2 separate regions of the Homo sapiens genome follow, and region 1 is linked to region 2. The links are chromatin loops, found by intact Hi-C in ENCODE. Cell type or tissue: heart right ventricle. All regions are shown on one strand. Links, peaks and the distances in the headings refer to the core of each region. The heading gives the core; the rest is flanking DNA. Region 1 has its middle 60 kb from the start of PLAC1. Region 2 overlaps PLAC1 (placenta enriched 1).

Evidence for each region. Hi-C counts contacts between places; a loop is a spot of excess contacts. Peaks named below come from ENCODE experiments on the same cell type or tissue, not always from the same donor. Only the 100,000 strongest peaks of a DNase experiment are listed, where the experiment ranks them.
Region 1: a loop joins it to region 2, with 4 times the contacts of the local background. A loop is called at or near these places in 1 of 110 quality-filtered maps.

The regions. Positions count from the first base shown.
Region 1 is chrX:134,716,696-134,721,089 of GRCh38, reverse strand. It overlaps a transcript of PLAC1 not described here. Among named protein-coding and RNA genes, the nearest start is that of PLAC1, 60 kb to the right of the region's middle. In heart right ventricle, for the core only: a CTCF peak has its summit at 2,441; a DNase peak (open chromatin) is centred at 2,484; H3K27ac peaks cover 749 bases.
Region 2 is chrX:134,650,425-134,654,818 of GRCh38, reverse strand. The region is part of intron 1 of PLAC1 (placenta enriched 1); the gene reads left to right. It also overlaps the pseudogene RPS7P12. Among named protein-coding and RNA genes, the nearest start is that of PLAC1, 5.8 kb to the left of the region's middle. In heart right ventricle, for the core only: no CTCF peak of the experiment used is centred there; no DNase peak of the experiment used is centred there.

The sequences.
Region 1 (4,394 bases), core at 235-4,234, 66 kb before region 2:
TGTGAGAATTCTAGATACTCTAGATACAAGTCCATTATCAGATATATGACTTGCAAATATTTTCTCCCATTCTGCATGTTGCCTTTTCACTTTCTGGGTGGTTTAATTTGCAGTACAAAAGTGCTTCATGCTAGGAAGGCACAGTGGCCTATGCCTGTAATCCTAACACTTCGAGATGCTGAGGCAGGAGGATCACTTGAGCCCAGGAGTTTGAGAACAGCTTGGGCAACATAGTGAGAGCCCATCTCTACAAAAAATAAAAAAAATTCAGCTGGGTGTGGTGGCACACTCCTGTGGTCCCAGCTACTAAAGTGGCTGAAGTGGAAGGATGGCTTGAGCCCGGGAGGTCAAGGCTGCATTAAGCTATGATTATGACACTGTGCTCTAGAAATAAAAGTGTTTCATTTTCATATAGTCCAATTTATCTCTCTTTTTTTTCCTTTGTCACTTGCGTGTTTGTTGTCCTATCATCCTAAGAATTTCTTACCTAATCCAAGGTCAGGAAGATTTACACTTATGTTTTCTTCTGAGTTTTAGTTTTAGTTGTTACACTTTTAGCTCTGGGTCTGTTGCATTACTGTGTACATTTTAAGATCAACATGTCAATTTCTGCCAAAAAAAAAAAAAGCCAGCTGAGATTTTATTAGAGATTACACTGAATCCGTAGAACAATTGGGGGAGTACTGCCATCTTAGCAATATTAAGTCTTCTAATCCATGAACAAGAAATGTCATTCCATTTACTAAGGCCTTCTTTATTCTCTGTCAATGGTGTTTTATAGTTTTCAGTGTACAAGTTTTGCACTTCATTTGTTAAATTTATTTCTAATTAGTTTATTATTTTATTGCAAATAGAATTGTTTTCTTAATTTGATTTTCAAGTTGTCCATTGTTAGTGCTTAGTCATAGAATTGATTGTTGTGTTTTCTGGCATCCTGCAACCTTGCTGAACTTGATTATTAGCTCTAATAGTTTTTTGTGGATTCTTTAGGATTTTCTAACTAAGGTTGTGCCACCTGCAAATAGAGATATTTTTTACTTCTTCCTTTCCAATCTGGATGTCTTTAATTTTTTTCTCTTGCCTATTTAGCCCAGCTAGAACTTCCAGTATAATATTGAATAGAAGTGGTAAGAGTGGACATTCTTGTATTGTTTTTGATCTTAGGGGGAAATCTTACAGTTTTATACCATTAAATTTGATGTTAGTTGTGGGTTTTTCATAGATGTTCTTTACCAGATTAAAAGTTACTTTCTAGTTCTTGTTTATTGAGTGTTTTTTGTTTGTTTGTTTGTTTTTCATTGAAACGGAGTCTTGCTCTGTCATGCAGGCTGGAGGGCAGTGGCATGATCTCAGCTCACTGCAACCTCCACCTCCCAGGTTCAAGCAATTCTCCCACCTCAGCCTCCCGAGTAGCTGGGATTACAGGCTCCCATCACCACGCCCAGCTAATTTTTTTATTTTTAGTAGAGATGGGGTTTCGCCATGTTGGCCAGGCTGGTCTCAAACTCCTGACCTCAAGTGATCCACCCGCCTCGGCCTCCCAAAGTGCTGGGATTACAGGCCTCCCAAAGTGCTGGGATTACACCTCGCCTGGCCTACTGAGTGCTTTTATCATGAAGGAATATTGAATTTTGTCAAACACTTGTTCTGCATCTATGGAGATTAACAGGTAGTTTTTGTTCCATTAATGCAGCATACTACATTGACTGATTTTCTTATGTTGAACCAACCTTGCATCCCTAGGAAAAATTTTATTTGGTCATTGTGCGTAATTCATTTTATTTGTTGTTGGATTCAGTTTAGTAGTATTTTGTTGAGGATTTTTGTGTTTGTGTGATAAAATACAGATAACATAAAATTCGCCATTTCAACAATTTCAGAGTGTACAACTCAGTGACATTTGTTATGTTCACAGTGTTGTGCAATACTTACCACTATGTAGTTTCAAGACATTTTCAGCATGACAAAAGGAAACCCCACACACACTAAGCCGTCATTCTCCCCTCCCCCTGGCAACCACTAATCTGCTTCCTGTCTCTATGTATTTGCCTATTCTGAATATTTTTTGCCCAGGTGTGAGGTGAAAAGGGTTTGGGTGAAATTTCCTCTATTTAGAAAATTACTATCACAAATTCTTTATCAGTCAGCAGCCAGTCAGCAGCCTGTCCCACACAATTATTCACAGGCCCCTTTTGAACCTCCTGCATTTGGCAAGAAAGGGAGGTGAGCATGGAAAAGGAAGAGGGCAATCTTTCAACTGTCTCCCCTCCTTCTGCTAGAGAAGGGGGACTATGAGAAGAGGACTGCCCAGGATGGCTCCAGGCAAAATATAAACATTTGTCTCCTTTGCCCTCAAATCTCCCCTTTCTGCTGCTATATCCAGGCCCTGGTGGCCTCAAGTAGCCAGGCCCTAGGATATCTCTAAGATCTCTTCCCTCCAGGCGGGGCTGCAGGCCCTGAGACTACTTTCATAATTGGTTTCCTGTTGGGTGTCCCTTGCCTGCAAGCCTTACTAACTGGCCAGATGGCATCCACTTGCTTGAGCCACGTGTTCTTGTTTGCTAAGGCCTCCCTAAGTTATCCTGTCCAAATTCCCTGAACGTGAGGAATGTCAAGCCCCAAAGCTGTAAAAACGGTGACTCACTGAAGTCCAAGAAGGAGGTACTTCTGGAGAGCAGGGTGATCTTTACGTACTTTTCAAGTAATGCCCATGGGCAAATTTGTTATTTAGTGAAGCAGGATCAGGCAGTGGGAAAAAAAAGGTGACACCCCACCCTCACAGTATGCCTTACAGCCCACTCCACAGCTTTATTAGGAGCTAAGTCTCTGGAGAGATTCTGGGGAATTTTTTTTCTCCAGGGAGGCTTTCTGGCTTACACTTCTCCAGACCCCAAGGACACTCCCAGATGCAAGGTGATGTCATTGGAGTGTTTTCAGATAGAGAATTTAAGACTTGCTCTGACCTCATGTGCTTTGTGTTTCCAGTTTAACTCAAACTTTCCAAGACTTGAGTTCATTTACCTTTAATCAAAATTCCCTTTCTGGGCTCCACTTCTGATTACACATGGGCCTCTAAGTCTTCTTGGCCATCAGGTACCAGTTGATCAAAAGTGTCACACATTTAGGTAGGGCCAGTGTGGCTGACATGCCCTTTGAAGTTCAAATAGGGTTGGAAATGAGTGCAATATTGCTCACATGATGTCAAATCTCACATGTTTGAAATAGAGTGTGTGACATTTGACAAATTCAAGCACATGGTGAGGCAGCTATTCTGCTTACAGAGCAAAGACTCCACTAAGGACTAGGTGAGTGACTGCTCATTGGGGCCTGCCTCTTTGTTGACAACAGACTCAGACTGGGGCCTTTTTGACGAAAAATCAGAATGCTATTTCCAACCCTTAGGCAAGTAATGGGCTAATGAATGGCTCTAGAATTTTAGGAGACAGGCCTCACTCTGGGGGACAGTCCCCACTGAAGGCAAAGTTCTTTCCTCACCCCCACATGTGTGGCTGATAAAAGCTACTTGTCTGGCTGGGTGCGGTGTCTCAAGCCTGTAATCCCAGCACTTTGGGAGGCTGAGGCAGGCGGATCGCTTGAGGTCAGGAGGTTGTAAACCACCCTGGCCAACATGGTGAAAACCTGTCTCTACTGAAAAGACAAAAATTAGCAGGGGTAATTTTTGGCACGCACCTATAATTCCAGCTACTCTGGAAGCAGAGGCAGGAGAATCCCTTGAACCCAGGCAGACATTGCAGTGAGCCGAGATTGCACCACTGCCCTCCAGCCTGGGTGACAGAGCAAGACTCTGTCTCAAGAAAAAAGCTACTTGTCATATGTGCGCAATGTACTTCTCCCTGAAGACTATTTCAAATGGTTTCAGTTTGGCCATCTACCCAGAACGCACACGTACCCAGCACGCACATGTACCCAGCAAATGCCTTCCTATTTCTACCATCTTTACCCATAGAAGGCCTTAGAGTAAGTACTCTTTTTCACTGAGTCAGGTTTAGACCACAGAATCCTCAGATCAGCACTCCCAGCAGCCTGGGCCAGTTGCTTGGAGTTGGTATACAAGATAATGAAAATTGCTATCATTTTACTGAGGATTTATTATGGGTGAGGCACTGGGTAAGTGCATTACATGCATTATCTCTTTTAATTCCCACAATAGTCTTGTTATGTACTATTATTCTCATTTTACAGACAAGGAACCAAGGCCAAGGGAAGGTAAGTAAACTTTCTCAAGGTCAGATTGGCAGAACTGGGCTGGAATTCCCGTCTGTTTGACTCCAGAGACTAACCTCTTAACCGTTACGCTATGCCAGTTCATTCATTCACTCAACAAGTATTTAATCGGCACAAATTCTGTGTTAGCATGGTTCTAGGCCCTGGGG
Region 2 (4,394 bases), core at 195-4,194:
CATCCTTTAATTGTGAGAGTTGGCCCCACAGACGTCAGCTAAGCGAGCTTCCACTGTAATGGCAGCAGCCTGCTTTTTTGTTTCACTTCAGGAGCCTTCTTGGAGGTGTTAAGAAGGCCTAGGTCTGCCAACATGGCCTCTGAGCCACTGGTAGAACCTTCAGGAATGAGAGAGGTGAGCCATTGGGCTTGGGGAGAGGTGAAGTCAGCAAGTGCATGAGGGGCCTGGGCTAGGACTCTTCTCATCTGAACCCCACAGGCACACCCTGACTGTTCCATATAACCACGTGTAGATCTGTCTCATTCTTTCAGTACAGTTATGTCTCATTCTTTCAGTACAGTTTTTAGGATGAATTGCTTTTAGGATGAGTATGGTTTTAATCATATTGTGCTTTGGGAGATGGTGGAACATCTGGGTAGAAAAAACATTGCCTAGGCTTCCTGAACTTGCCTGATCGTAAGAATCATTTGGGTATTTGTCTAACAAGCTTTCCAGCTAGGGCAGTGCTGCCATACGCAGTTGGAGAACCAGGTCTAGGGCTCCAGCGACAGGACTGCACTGACAGATGGAAGCTCCACTAATGGTGCTAGTTAAAGGCCTGAGAATAGACAGAGCAGGCAAGATGCCTGAGAAATGCTGAAGTCCAAGGATGGAGCCCACTAATTCCCATACAAGCTTCCTCCCCCAACCCCTCCCCTCCAGAGATGATTGCCTCCTCTTGCAATCGTTGGGGTCACATTTCCAAAGCATGTGCAGCTTTGAATATGAAAACCCTCCCTAACTGGCAGCACCTGGGCAAATTCAAATCACATACTTGGACATAAGACTCCTCCTTGCAAATGGGAAGGATGATTGGAAAAATGTGATTCCAGAAACCAGATCTGGACTGAACTGAAATTGCCTGAAAAATGAAAGCACTGGCACAATTAACAAAAAGGGACTGGATTCCTTTATTTATTTTATTTATTTGCAGCTAAATCCTACACAGCTTGCAGACCTTGGGAGACAGCCATCCTTTTATCATTCCTGATATGGACTTGAATTTCTAAGAAATGACTTTTTTAATGGTCTGTGGAATTGAACTCCTACTAGAAGCGGCCCTAGGACTCCCAGTCACAATGTTTTAAGAACAATCCTGAGACAAGAGCAGGAGCTCTGAGGGGCCTTGTGTGCCCACAGACCCATGAAGCCATATGCTGACCTCATATTGGTCTCTTCAGGTGTCCTAGAAAACCCAGCTCTGCATCTAACTCACCCTCTGCATTGGGACAAGGTAGAGCAAGGCCCAATGTCATTTTAGGGACCCACAATGGCAGAGGACTGCATTGGCTTGTCACACTGCCTGAAATGTTCACATTTCAGTGTGAAGCACTGACGTCCCCTGTCTTCTCTAAATCAAAGTGTCTCAGAGGTAAAGACAGGATCTCTAATTTTTTTAAGACAAGCAGCTTTTCACTTAAGGTTAAAAACCAAATGGAGAAGGGTGGGTAGTGATGTGTCTGGTTTTTGTTGTAAGCCTGGAGGGTGAGCAGGTGGTTAGGAGAGGGAAGGGTGTCAAGAAGACCCAGGCCTGCCAACATGGCCCCTGAGCCACTGGTAGAACCTTCAGGAATGAGAGAGATGAGCCATCAGGCCTGAGGAGAGGGCCTGGGGAGAGTGTATGAGGGGCCTGGGCCAGGACTCTTCTCATATATGGCCCCACAGGCACACCTGGACTGTAATGATTGTGGAATCGGGAAGCCATCACCACAGTTTCCAATTCCTTACCACTATTATTACCATGACTGTGCTGAGTGCATGTGCTTTGAATTTTCAGTGAGCCTGCTAGCCCAGGGACACTTCCACCTGCGCTGTTATGCAGTGACACAGACTGATGGACCACAGTAGCAGAGAGCAGCCGCGGACCTCACATCTGGGGGATCAGGCCTCAAGGATTTTGCATGACAGTTTATTCCAGCTCTGCCATGTCTCTTAAGAAATCCACAGTTTTGATTTTCTGTAACTGCCCCCACCCCCGCCCATGCTTTTAAAAACACATATTATGTGCCAGATGCTAGAGTAAGCATATTGGATATATCATTTATTTAATCCTCACCACAGCACTGTGAGGTAGATGTTATTGTTAACCAATTTTACAGATGTGGAAACTGAGGCACAGAGAGATTAAGTAACTTGGCCAGCACTGCTCTGCTCCAGCAGAATTTCTGGAAGTCAGCTGGCCAGCTAGACTCTTTCAGATTACTTTTCCTCACCCAAGCCCACTTCTGAATTTTCTCTCCCTATTGATTCAACCCCTGTGGTGACAGGTTTATCTTCAAATGAGGTTTCCTAGGATAGCCCTGCTATGGAGTCAACCTGACCAAGGGCCAGCTGCACCACTCACCTGGGAGCAGTTGCCTGTAGAACCAGAGAACAGAAATAACAAACTTCACTAGGGTTGGCCGCAAACCACAAGATCCTCTAGAAGGACCCCAAAATGTCCGTGAAGACCAATAGTCAGATTACTGACCATGCCGCCAGAGAAGAAAAGGGCAGCCTACCAACTATCCATCCTATTTGAGCCACGTGACTTGCCAACGTGGGTGTTTTCTGAGGAAAACCTTCAGTTCACCCAGCAATTCCAGCCTAAGCTCTTTTCCGAGTCTGCCTGAACTAACTAGATATTTGCCTCTGGGTCACTGTAACCCAAAAAGGCTTAATTAAAATCAGGAAATAGGCTCAAGTTCCTCTGCTGCAATACTATAAACTTTAGATAGGCCAAAGTAGGCTGCAAGGACACACAGGGATAAAAGGTACTTTGGATACAGCACAGTCGTCTGGGATACTCATACACACACCCACATGATACCCTCCTCCCCCCGTAGAAATTAAGAAATGAGAAAAGGAAAGTATTTGGCTCTAGGTGAGCTTCCTTTGTAAAGGCTGGAGACAATGCATTTGTCTACTGAACACATTTTGTCTGGGTATGGGGGAAGCAATCTCTCCAGCCTGAGGGTCTCAGGCAGGACTTGGCCTGGTGGGTGACTGGGGCCAAGTGGGGGATGACTGGCAGGCCGAGGGCATGAGGAGGACAGAGGAAGAAAGGGGGGAAAAAGGTGAGGGGGTGAGAGACTAGAAAGTGAAGGGAACAGGCACAGAAGGGAGAGAAGAGGGACGCCAGAGATGTTTGGAGTAGGGACAGTTGGGAGAACCCATGGCGCTGACAGCTCCGCATCTTGATAAAGTCATTTCCTGTTTATCAGACATCATTAGGGCATTAGAGTTCTCATACCAAAGATTTATCCAAGAGTAGACATTTGGCCCCTTTGGGTATCAATCCTTTTGGAACTCAGTTTCATTTTTTTGTTGTTTTTATTTGTTTATTTGTTTGTTTTTACTGTGAATATACCTTATTTAGTCATTTTTGTTTACAAGTGAAACTCTGGGAATTCAAAATTAACTTCGTTACCTATGAGCTTCTTAAAGACACCAGAAAAGTTTCAACCTTGTGTGCCACATTGTTCTGCTGTGCTTTGTCCAAATGAACTTTTGCGAGGCAGCTGCCATCCAGTTTCAAGTGGATTCTCTTGCCCACAATTTCACTTGGAAAGACCAAGTCCTCAAGATCGCATGGTACGCAGCTATCAGAGTACAGCTCCTGTGATGCTTTTGCTTATTTTTTGTATGGCTTTTTCAAGTTGGCTTAGGCAGAATTCTCCTCTGAGCAATAAAGACAACATGCTTCTCACTGAACTTTTTCTCCAATTCACATACTAGCCAGACTTGGATTTTCTGGGAAGATTTCAGTCGAGAAACAGGAACAAAGATTATGATAGCTTTCTGACTACCACCAACTTCAGTTTCCTTGGCTGCTGTGATATTCAGCTCCCTGAGCTGAGCCTTGAGGTCCACGTTCATCTTTGGCTCCAGAAGAGCCTGGGAGATGCCGAACTTGAACTTGTCTGGCTTCTTGCCGTTGGGCTTCGTGATCCTAGTGTTCAAACTGAACGTGGCCTTCTCCTTGCTGAGTGCTGGCTTAGGAAGAAGCCCAAGTCTCACAGTTTGGGATAGATAGCTTTTGAAATGTATTCACACTCCACTGCTTTCTGAAACTAAACATCCTGAGTCTTTTTTCTGGAAACAGTGGTAAAAGAGGCAAGGAGTTTGCTTGTGAATATTGGTTTCATTCTTTAAATAGATATTTGTTTATTCAGGGCCTTCTGTGCACTAAGCACTGTGTTGGGTGCTGTGGACACGACAGACCTGGAGCCTTCTTATGGAACTTGTTCTGCCTATAATTTGGCCCATTTTGAGGGGGTCAGAGAATGAACACTTCCACTTCCTAAACTGTGCTGGGCTGTGATGCAGTGAGGTCTTTGAGGGTCTCGGGAATAAGTCGGGTTGTTTACCCTTGT